Linked DNA regions of Homo sapiens: regions 1 and 2 are each linked to region 3. Evidence: chromatin contacts called from ENCODE Hi-C data. All regions are on one chromosome and are shown on one strand. Each heading gives the region's core, a stretch centred on a gene start or an enhancer-like site at or near the end of the contact. The rest is flanking DNA. Distances are from core to core; before and after follow the strand shown. Region 1 holds the start of CDC14B (cell division cycle 14B). Region 2 overlaps PTCH1 (patched 1). Region 3 holds the start of LINC00092 (long intergenic non-protein coding RNA 92).

Region 1 (3,375 bases), core at 159-2,658, 600 kb before region 3:
CTGAGCCCCTAGGCCGGTCTGAAAGGTCTCCTCCTCCTCCTCCAGGTCAAAACAAAGGACTGTGACCCTACCGTTTCTGCTCTCTAAAACTTACTTGCGCAGCGCCGCACAGCCTCCCACGTCTCTAGCTTCTTTGCTGCCCCTACAGACAGACATGTAGATCATTTTAAATTTAAGGCCTTCACTGATTTCCTTAGGGGAAACAGAGGAAGAGTGAACAGGAGAACCAACCTTAAGAAAAAGTGCTTACAGAGTTGCTGATCTCTAGCTTCAGACACAGCCCCCCTACTTCCTTATTTAGCCGTGCTTAAGGTAAAAGCCCACAACAATAGAAGTCAAAGAGCCCCTTCCTGAGGTGCTCTATGAAAATTTGCATTTCTGAGAGGCTTCCAAGGGGACTGACTCAAATTCATCTTTCTTTTCCCCAGGCTGGCAGTTAACTGCGGAACTGCAGGATAAAACGTTCAAGTGCTGGTGAAAAATAGGGACAGCTTGCAGATGTTGTAAAATTTGGGGCCGTGAAATCTTAACACTGCCCTCCAATCTTCTCACCCTTTTAGATGCTACCATGGACGTTTGTTTAAAGGCCCTCCAAAATGACAGTTTTTGGTTAAGTTCCAGGAAGATAGGGCATTATTTTAATCCAGTAGAAAAAGAAGAGGATATGACCCTACAGTGTGCCAGATAAAGAAGTTTAAGGACAAAACTTGCCCCTTGCTTCAATACTTCATGATATAATCGGACCTGTCGACACCTCAGTATACACAGCAATGAGTGTATAAACTTACTGAATTAATGTGGGCGCTGGATTCCGAGATGAGAAACTCTGAGGTGCAAACAACCACGGTATATTGTGGTTCCACGGAAGTTTCATCGGGTCCTTAAGAAGCCCTTGCTTGGCCTGTTTGAATGCTGGGCATAGGTCGATAAATAGAGCGTAGTTGTTTAAATAGTTTTACTTAAGTTCTGAAATCAACTCTACTTTAAATCTATATAGCTGCAGGTAATGTAATCAGGCCATCCTCTTCCAAGCTGGCAGCCATGGCAAAAGTCCCTTTCTCTTGGCGCGAATTACAAGGAAATTCAAGAAATACTTTAAGATATATATATGCCAAAGACCTGGAGTTAAGTTACTAGGGTGGGGCTGTGTAAATGTTTGGTGACTCACTAAAGAAAGTTGGGATCTGGGGTGCTGGCACCTGGAGGACACAGAAGAAACAAAAGTTGGGGGGCTGGCGAAGGTCGCTAGCACACTTTATCTCTGATTGGCGGAAGCCCTCAGAGTTTTCTTTATGGCGTCACCGAGTACCTGCCTGTAGAAAGGCCCCGTCTCCGTGACGTCACGCCGCATTGGCCAATGAAAGGCCTCAGTCTGCGGGCCCCGAGGAGGGTTGTGGGCCCTTTTTTGTGAATGAAGCGCCACGGAACAGCCCTCCTGGGGTCCCCACGAGCCGCGTCCTGCTGTGCCCCGGCGCCTACGCAGCAGCGGCCGCGGCCGCGGTGGGCACGCACGGTTACCCCGGGCAGCTCCGGCCGCCAGCTGCAGCCCCGTCGCCTCGGCCGCGCCAGCCGGCTGCGGGCACCTGGGGGCGGGCTGGGGGCGCCGGCCGCGGCAGGAGGCGCTGTAGCGAGGGCTGCGGCGCCGGTCCTGCGGCGGCCGCGGGAGGCAGCGGGGCAGGCGCTGTGGGCCGGGCTCCTCCTCCGGCTCCTGCGCGACCGCCTCCCGCCGGGCTCTGCCGGCGCCCGCCGTCCCCGCAGCGCCGCTCTGCGCCCGCCGCCCCGAGCGCCCGCGCGGGGCTGGCGGGAGCCTCGGCGGGCGCGCGGGCGCGCGGGGCCATGGTCGTGGCCCCCTGACGGGCCGCGGCCGCCTCCATGAAGCGGAAAAGCGAGCGGCGGTCGAGCTGGGCCGCCGCGCCCCCCTGCTCGCGGCGCTGCTCGTCGACCTCGCCGGGTGTGAAGAAGATCCGCAGCTCCACGCAGCAAGACCCGCGCCGCCGGGACCCCCAGGACGACGTGTACCTGGACATCACCGGTGAGCCGGCCAGTGGGCGCGCGGAGGGCCCCGGACGGCCGCACCCGGCGCGGGGCCCTGGCCCACCTCCCACCGGGCTGCCCGGGGCCTCCGGGGCCGGGCCGAAATGCCTTCGCCCCCACCCCCTTAAACGCCCCGGCCGCCACACCCCCTTTAGGAGCCTGGCTCCTGAGGAGCGCCCCCCGCCCCGAGTTTCTAGCTGCGTGGGCTGCGAGCTTTAACTTTAGCTTGTGCACCCTCCTCCACCAGCAAGATGGACCGAGGGTCACCTTTCTAAGTTGCGGGCGTCAGCCCGGCGCCTCGAACCTGCAGCTCCTCCCCGCGGGCTGCTTCTGAGTTCCTGTGGATTCCGCCTTCAGGGATTGCGAGCCCGGTTGGCCCTCGCGCGAGTCACAACCTCTGAATCAGCCCCTGAGGATTCCCCGAGCGCGCTGAACGCGCCTGGCACGGGAGCTGCCCCTTTTTGGCGTTGGCCAAACCCCCGCTGCTCCGTAGCCTTGGGACCCTGGGCGCCGCGTTGCCCGTCCGGCGCGTAAGCCCGAGCCCCTCTCCTGGGCCTCCCGCGCCCTGCCCCCTAGCGCGCCCCCCGAACGCCTCCGCCTCCCGGGGTCCGCTCCCCGCCGGGGCCTCGAGAAGGAAGGTGTCACGTTGGTGGCATTCGAGCCAGCCGGCAAGACGAATGTCCGGGTTGTCACTTTTGAGAAATCCCAGCCAGCCAGAGCAGGTAGCCAAGCAGCCCTTCGATAGCTGTTCTGTTAGTGCTGATTCGACTGTTCTTGGAGACTCATAAATCCAATTTGGCAGCTGTTAGGTTTGCTGGGATTGACAGTGACGCGTGTGAAGGCATTAAATGTGATGATGTATGTGGCAACGCTGTGTAAACAGCAGAGCTGTCCACGATTTTGAGGGAATTGGCAGTCTGTTTTCAGTGGCGGGGAATGTGTCAACCTCGGTGCGTGGCGTTATTAAAAACTGTTTCCAGCCCCTAGCCTTTGATAAACCAGGTAAGCTGGAGTGGCGAGAACATTAAGTGGAAGTGTTTAGACAAACACAGACGTTTAGGAGAAATAATATTCTAGGTTCATGGACAATCTGGAAACTAAGTTCGTTTTGAAATGAAGCTGAGAGCAGAGCGGGTTTCTCGGCTTTGGTGGATGGCCCTTGGGAACCAGAGCGGGCATAGGAAGGGGTTGCCCTGAGTACCAGTCCCCGGCCGGTAGCTGCGGGGGGTGTGCGGGAGGTGAAGCCTGCTGAGACTGAGAAGCCAAGTCCCGCTAACGTTGTGCCCTTCCCAGGAGAGGGCCTCGCCGAGGACGGATGGGGCTGGGAACGGGTGGGCCTAT
Region 2 (3,229 bases), core at 730-3,229, 560 kb after region 3:
GCAAACGGAAATGTGCACCCTTGGAATCAGAGTGGCTGCGCCATTCTGCTCACTCCTGCAGTAATAACCGTTTCTGTTTGGGAATCATATTCTCCACTTGTGTTTGCATCTTCTTGCTGCCATTTGGATTCCAGCATACCCCTTTTGGTTCTGCAGGTGTGTTCAGGAGTGTGTTTTGGACTCCTCCAATTGCACGGGGCCCGGGCTACCTCAGCTTCCTCGGAGCCTCTTCCCTTGGCTCTTTGTAGCTTGCTTGCTTCACCTTCAGGCAGAAAACCGTCATGCTAATGATCTTCTCAGCAGCTATGTTTATTGTCTCCCCTTTTTTGCTGGCATTCAAGGTGACAGATTTACAAAGTACATTGTTCAGAGTTGTTATGGAGTGTGAAACTCTGAGCTCACAGCAGCAGGCAGCAGACCATCACGTTTCCCAAGGATGCAGGCAGAGGAGTCTGCCTCAGAGACACCAGGAAAGTGCCCAGGCAGCAGGGCTGGGCGAGGGACCAGGGATACTGTGGGACAAATGGGATTGGGCCAGACCCCCAGATACCATTTCCTCCTCCCGGGAGGGAGAAAGGCGTGCTGCATGCACAGAGGCCACGGGCTGCGCTGTTTGATTCCAGGGATGTGTTGAGGACATGCAGTTGTTACATATCCTGTGGATTAATTGAATCCAGATCCCCGAAATCCAGTTCTCTCACTCTCTCCCTGCTCCTTCTTCCTTCACTCCTTCTCTAGGAGCCGCTGTCACTGGTGTTTTTCATTTTGTTTAAAAAAGACCCAAAGCGAGGAATGAGGCCTGAATCTAAAATAAACAGGAAACGGAATTTTTCTATGTATATAAAACGTACAAACACATACTGAGTCCCACAGAGTTCCCCACCTCAGCAAAGCCCACAAGCCCTCCTGCCGAGGGAGCACATTTGGCCACGCAGAGGACGCGGCGTGCGGAGTACTACGACCTCCGGGAATAAGATCACCTGGCGAGGCTTGAGGGTGTGCACTCGTCCCTTGCACTTTCTGGCGCTGGGCATTTTTTGAATCCACAGGTCATAGGAGGCTAGTGTTAGCAAAATTTATACAGATGTTGTTTTATTTTTATAGCTCTCCTCCATTTACTGGGTGGCATTTCCTTCAGTGTTAACAACAGAGGTTAACTGCACACAGACGTGCATGGGGATTCTTGCCAGGTTTCTCCCCCTTCCCCTCCTATAAATATGTTTCTCCAGATTGTTCATTCTCTGCCTTGGCTGCAGACGGTCTTTTAGCATTCAGATTTAATTGGTTCAGCCAATTCCTGGGCCATCTGCAGAACTGTGTTTGTTATAAACACGCCAGTGATTGCATCCTCCGATAAGTGCACATTGAAAGAAATCAAAGGTGTTCTGATGGGATTTTCGACACTTTCAACAGTAGGCATTCTATTCTTTGTTGTAATGCTGTGCGAAGCTCAGCTTCTGTGCTCTCAAGGCAGAAGTGTGTTTACCCCCAACCCCATTCTCAAAGGCCTCTGTTCTTCCCGTTTTTGTAGTTGACTAAACAGCGTCTGGTGGATGCAGATGGCATCATTAATCCCAGCGCTTTCTACATCTACCTGACGGCTTGGGTCAGCAACGACCCCGTCGCGTATGCTGCCTCCCAGGCCAACATCCGGCCACACCGACCAGAATGGGTCCACGACAAAGCCGACTACATGCCTGAAACAAGGCTGAGAAGTAAGTAGCGTTTTATCGGGAGGTCTGGGAACTTACAGAGGTGCCTTCCCTGGTTCTCCAAACTCAGCAACAGCCTTCATCCGTTGACGCTACCCAGGGTTCAGAAGTGTAAACAGAACAATCTATTTCTTCTCGTTTAAAACTCTGGGAGACGAGGATGTGTAATGGGATACAACCCCCGCACTCTATCACATTGGGAAATCAGTGTCTCGTCTCCATTCGTAGCTTTAATGCTAAGACGTTCATTAGGCGTTGCTCTCACGTGCCAGCTGTTCCCTGTGAACACCGGGGACGCCTCCAGGTTAAGTGTTATTTTACTATTGCAGAGTTTTATCGCTGGGGATTATATGTTTATCTTAACTTTGTCAACTCTGGTGTTGAAGGGATTTTTGGCACATTGGGTCATTCCTATAAGCCACCAAGCACCTGCACTGTGTCAAAGCTGTTTAAACCGGAGCAGAAAAGTCTGTATACAACAGCGTCCTCTTCCTTTCACCTCTCAGCCCAGAGTTTGAAAGGTGGTTCTGTGTGGATTTCATTTGCATTTCTGGTGGAGATATTAGTAGCGTATGCTTTGGATACCGGGCCAAGGGAGGATGTGAGAAAGAAGACGGGTCCCCTTGCAAACATGGCTGGAGACTCAGCGAGTAGTGCTTCCCCGGATCCAGTGCTGCCCAGAGCCCTGTGGCAGGCAGCCAAGGCTTGTCTTAATGAAAATTTATAGTTGAGATTATAATAGGGCAAATCATGTTTAGCAAGTCAACTGAATGACCCCAGAGGGTCTGGAACACACAACGGCAGTAACTAAATGCTTGTTGTGTAAGGATTTCTTCCCCTGTTGCTGAAGACTTAGCATTGCATTAGAAAAGAAGCATACAAGGTTGAAGTTTGTTCAGGCACTAAAAGGATAAGTTAAGCATTTTTCTCAGGAAAGCATGACTCTTGAGTTCTTTTGCTCTTGCAAGTGATTGAATAAAACTGTGTGAACTTGGTATTTTCATATGTGTCAAGGGAACAAAAAAATGTTCCCAAAATGTAAGCCTGGAGTTTTTAGACCCCTCACAAAGAATGACTGCTGGAAGATTAAAATCAAATCTTAAAAAATACACACATCACAGAGTTAAACATTTTTAAACCAAATGGGAAGATCGTAAAGGCCTGGAGGCTATGATCAGCATTGTTTGTTCTTTGTATCATGTAGAAGAGCAGTCAGTAAGCTTTCATGCAAAGTTCTTCTCTCTTTCCATTGAAACTGTGATGCTCTTCTACCCTGGGCTGCTCCTAACCTGTGCCCTTCTCTGTCCAGTCCCGGCAGCAGAGCCCATCGAGTATGCCCAGTTCCCTTTCTACCTCAACGGCTTGCGGGACACCTCAGACTTTGTGGAGGCAATTGAAAAAGTAAGGACCATCTGCAGCAACTATACGAGCCTGGGGCTGTCCAGTTACCCCAACGGCTACCCCTTCCTCTTCTGGGAGCAGTACATCGGCCTCCGCCACTGGCTGCTGCTGTTCAT
Region 3 (3,521 bases), core at 477-2,976:
CATGTCTACATACGTGTGGCCAGAAAGACTGACCAGAAGCTGGTAGCAGTGAGGGATGACAGTGCTTGCCCCTGGGTTGAATAGTGGAAGAGTTAGGGGGGAAACAGTCTGCTCTTTGAGACCCTTTCAATTTCATGTGATGGATTTACAGAGACAGATGAATTAAACATTATATAAAAAAGGAATAAAACCACTGGTAGGATCTGTATTCCAGGAAGAAAAAAGCATATTACATAATAGGTCAATGCACAGAAATAAAAAAAGGAATTTAACTAGAGCCTATGCTAATCATAAATCCCTTCCCTGTTCCAGAGTCCTGTTGTCTCTGGGGTCTTGGCCTGTCTTATCTAGGCCATGGAGTGGTGGGGGTGGGATGCTGCTAGTTCCTAGGCAGGAAATAGTGGCCAGTTACCCTTGTGGTGTCATTTCTGGGTCCTGGAAAGGAGACCACTGCTGACCCCTGACTCACCAACCAACAATTATTGATGGAAATCCCACCGGCCTCCCCGGACAAAGGCAGCCCAGACCTGGACTCATTCACATGTAAAGGAAGTGGCCAGAAGTGGCTGCTGTTGGCAGGGGTGAGGGACGGGAGAGCGCGCTAAGTGGCCTGTGTCTGTGGGGGAGGGAGAGGGTGGAGCAGCACAAGCCGGCCTGAGGTTAGGAGCCTGCGGTATCTCCAGGAAAGCAGAGGCGGCTGTGGGGGGCGCCGGGGCTGAAGAGCCAAGTGTGGAGACTGCTCCATCTTGCCCATCTCCAGAAACTCAGACCACCCATCCATTAAAGGCAGGTGGATGAGCAAGGGGGCCTCGCAGGCATTCCAGATCACACTGAACCTGTGCCCCACTGCCTGACCCATTCAGCATCCCTATTAACAGACACTCGCTGCCGTCTGGCCCGGACCCGGCTGGCGCTGCGGGTCCTTCCACCCCAGTTAGGAAGGGTCATGGCTCCCGCGGAAGCCCCTGCCAGGGTGAATAAACTCGGCGTGGGGCTGACGGGCTCTGAATTACTCCGTTGCTTACAAGCCGAGTGCCCCTCTGTGCCTCAGTTTCTCCCTCTATAAAACAATACGAATACCGGCCCAGAAGCGTTGTTGGGCAGATTAAACGAGAAAATCCACTGGAAGTGTTTAACAAACGACACACAATACGGGCTTCATACCTGCCAGCCGATGTCCCCTGCAGCCTTTATTCCCTACCCAATTCCCCTTAGCCTGCTATGTGGAGATACAGGAGGCTTGCACCCGCCGCGGTCCCGGTGTATTTTAACGGGCTCCCGGGGAAGCGGTGTGGAAAATGGATTAGGGAGGGAGGAGGCCAGAGCCTCGGAACCCGGGGAGAGGTCTGCAGGCATCCAGTTGGGAGCTGGAAGGGCGGGACAGGGCCCTTGGCAGGGGGATCCAGGAAATATTTTGGAGAAATTCTCTCTAGGACTTGGTAACAGGTTGAGAGCGGCCACTTGGCCGGGGGCGCCGGCTTCGGAGGCGGGAGGGAGGTGGAGGAAGGGAAGGCAGCTGCAGGGCCGACCTGCGGGGTGGGCGTGAGGCCGGGGGATTGGGGCCGCAGGGGTTCGGCCTGGAGGAGCGGCGTGGGGGCGCCGGGGCCCTGATTCCATCCTGGGCGGGTCGGCCCCGCAGCCGCTGCGCTCGGAACCCCCTAGGCGCCCCGCAGTACCCGGCGTCCTTCCTGCCTCCTCCTCGCCCCTGTCCTCCGTCCGAGCCCCAGTCCCGCCGACCCTGCCGGCGCCTCCGCCCTCCCGCCCTCCCGCCCTCGGTTTCCCACGACCTCGGCGCGACGCGCGCGGGATCCAGTGGAGACTGCTTTCCCATAGGCCGCCATCCAGGGCGGGGAAGGGAGCGGACCCTCCCGGCTCCAGGTGCCTGGGCCCCCGGCGGCCTGCGGAGGCCTCGCCCCACGCCACCCGCCCACTGGCCTCGTCTTCGCGCGGGGGTGAGAGCAAAGGAGGCACTCGGCCCATCGCCAGCCCGGGTCCCCTTCCTGCCCGTCGCTATCCGAGAATTTGCCCCGTGTCCCCCAGGCCGCGGGGGTCCGGAGAACCGAGGGGCGGACCCCGCAGAGGGCTGCGCCGCCCTCCCTTCTCTCCCCGCGGGAAGCAGCCCCCAGGACCGCCCCTCGCTCCCTGCCCGGGAGGGACTGGGCTTCCCCGAGGTGTGCGGCTCCTGGAGAACTCGCTTTCCCGTTTCCAGCCGGCCAAGCCATCAGTTAATCGCTTGCTTTCTCTTTTCTTTACAGAGAAAAGCAGCCTGATTCGGAGGAACGGGTTGCTTGGGGCGGCTCCCAGCTCGAGTTGTGGGCCCCGCCGCGGGTGCCCTTCGGAAACGCGCTGACACCAGGCGAAGCCGCCTCTGCCCGGACGCAGCCCGACACTTGGCCCGCGGGGTTCCCCGGGACGCCTGAGAGTAATGGGCGCGAGGGGGAAAGCCGAACGGCCTCCCTGTGCCCGGCGCAGGCGGTGCCCCCTAGCTGGGTTCGCCGCGGCGGCGCTGCGAGCCCCCGACACTGAGGACTTTTGGTCCAACAGTCCGACGGGGCCCGGTGCGCCGTTCCCTCCGCCCTCTCCCCGCTCCCCGGCCCGCGCGTCTTGGAGGGTGGGTGAATTGTCGGAAGCACTCTACGCCTGGCCAACCCAAACCAGGAACCTCCGCACCAAACAGCCCACGTTGCTGCTGCTCTGGGGTTTTAACGGCCAAGGGAGACTGGAGAAGGGGTGTTCTGCCTTCCCATTCTCTTAGGCCCGTCCACTCCCCATCCCCACAGTTTGGAAGTGGCCTTTTCTGAGGACTCCAGCGCAAAGCATGTTTCTCCTTTTGAGCTGCGGAAGCCTTGCTTGTTCCCGCCATTGGGAGGGCATTCCATCATCTGCAGCTGCCTTCCTCGGTGGGCCTTGTCCCTTAGCGTCCACCTAGGGGACATTCTAAGCTTCTTGAGACCTGCTTGTCCACCCCAACATGTCTCAGCATATGGCTGTGCCCTAAGGGGTCTTTGAGGGCATTTTAGGAGGTGAGCGGCGCCCCTACCTGGGCTCCGCGGGGCCGATTCGGTTTGCCCTTTGCTGGCATGTCAGTGAATTAACTGCTGTCCTTGGGATGACCTGCCCTATGATTTGGCCTCTGGAGCATCCCGGGTGTGTATTTCAGAACTCCTCCCATCTTATCCACCTGCTGAAGGCCTGGCCCCCTGATATGGTTTGGCTCTGTTTCCCCACCCAAATCTCACCTTGAATTTTAATAATCCCCACGTGTCATGGGCGGGACCAGGTGGAGGTAATTGAATCATGGAGGTGGTTTCCTGAACGCTGCTCTCGTGACAGTGAGTTCACAAGATTTTTTTTTTTAACGGAGTATCACTCTGTCACTCAGGCTGGAGTGCAGTGGCGCGATCTTGGTTCACTGCAACCTCTGCCTCCCGGGTTCAAGAGATTCTCCTGCCTCAGCCTCCCGAGTAGCTGGGATTACAGGTGCGCGCCATCACGCCCGGCTAATGTGTATTTTTAGTAGA

What was found. A loop is a pair of places that touch in the nucleus more often than their neighbours do. Pooled maps may share reads with other maps.
Region 1: a loop to region 3 is called in a map of CD4-positive, alpha-beta memory T cell, with 6 times the contacts of the local background. The contact joins the promoter of CDC14B here to the promoter of LINC00092 in region 3. A Hi-C loop is called at or near these places in 1 of 168 maps with a recorded cell type or tissue (CD4-positive, alpha-beta memory T cell).
Region 2: a pooled map shows a loop between it and region 3 (3-fold over the local background). The contact joins the enhancer-like site here to the promoter of LINC00092 in region 3. A Hi-C loop is called at or near these places in 7 of 50 pooled maps.

What each region holds. Positions count from the first base shown.
Region 1 is chr9:96,617,876-96,621,250 of GRCh38, reverse strand. It overlaps CDC14B (cell division cycle 14B), which reads left to right and starts at 1,408. Exons shown (of 14, transcript NM_033331.4): 1 at 1,408-2,032. The coding sequence starts at 1,873. RefSeq lists an enhancer at 1,757-2,257.
Region 2 is chr9:95,458,086-95,461,314 of GRCh38, reverse strand. PTCH1 (patched 1) reads left to right here. Exons shown (of 24, transcript NM_000264.5): 17 at 1,532-1,715; 18 at 3,022-3,229. Among named protein-coding and RNA genes, the nearest start is that of PTCH1, 50 kb to the left of the region's middle. Within about 2 kb of position 1,979, at least 4 of the 41 ENCODE cell types and tissues checked have a DNase peak (open chromatin) inside an H3K27ac peak, as active enhancers do.
Region 3 is chr9:96,020,016-96,023,536 of GRCh38, reverse strand. LINC00092 (long intergenic non-protein coding RNA 92) reads left to right here and starts at 1,726. Exons shown (of 2, transcript NR_024129.2): 1 at 1,726-1,952; 2 at 2,256-3,521. It overlaps LOC105376159 (a long non-coding RNA gene), which reads left to right. Exons shown (of 2, transcript NR_188619.1): 2 at 1-277. It also overlaps a transcript of ERCC6L2 not described here. RefSeq lists enhancers at 304-804, 2,237-2,286 and a silencer at 2,497-2,546.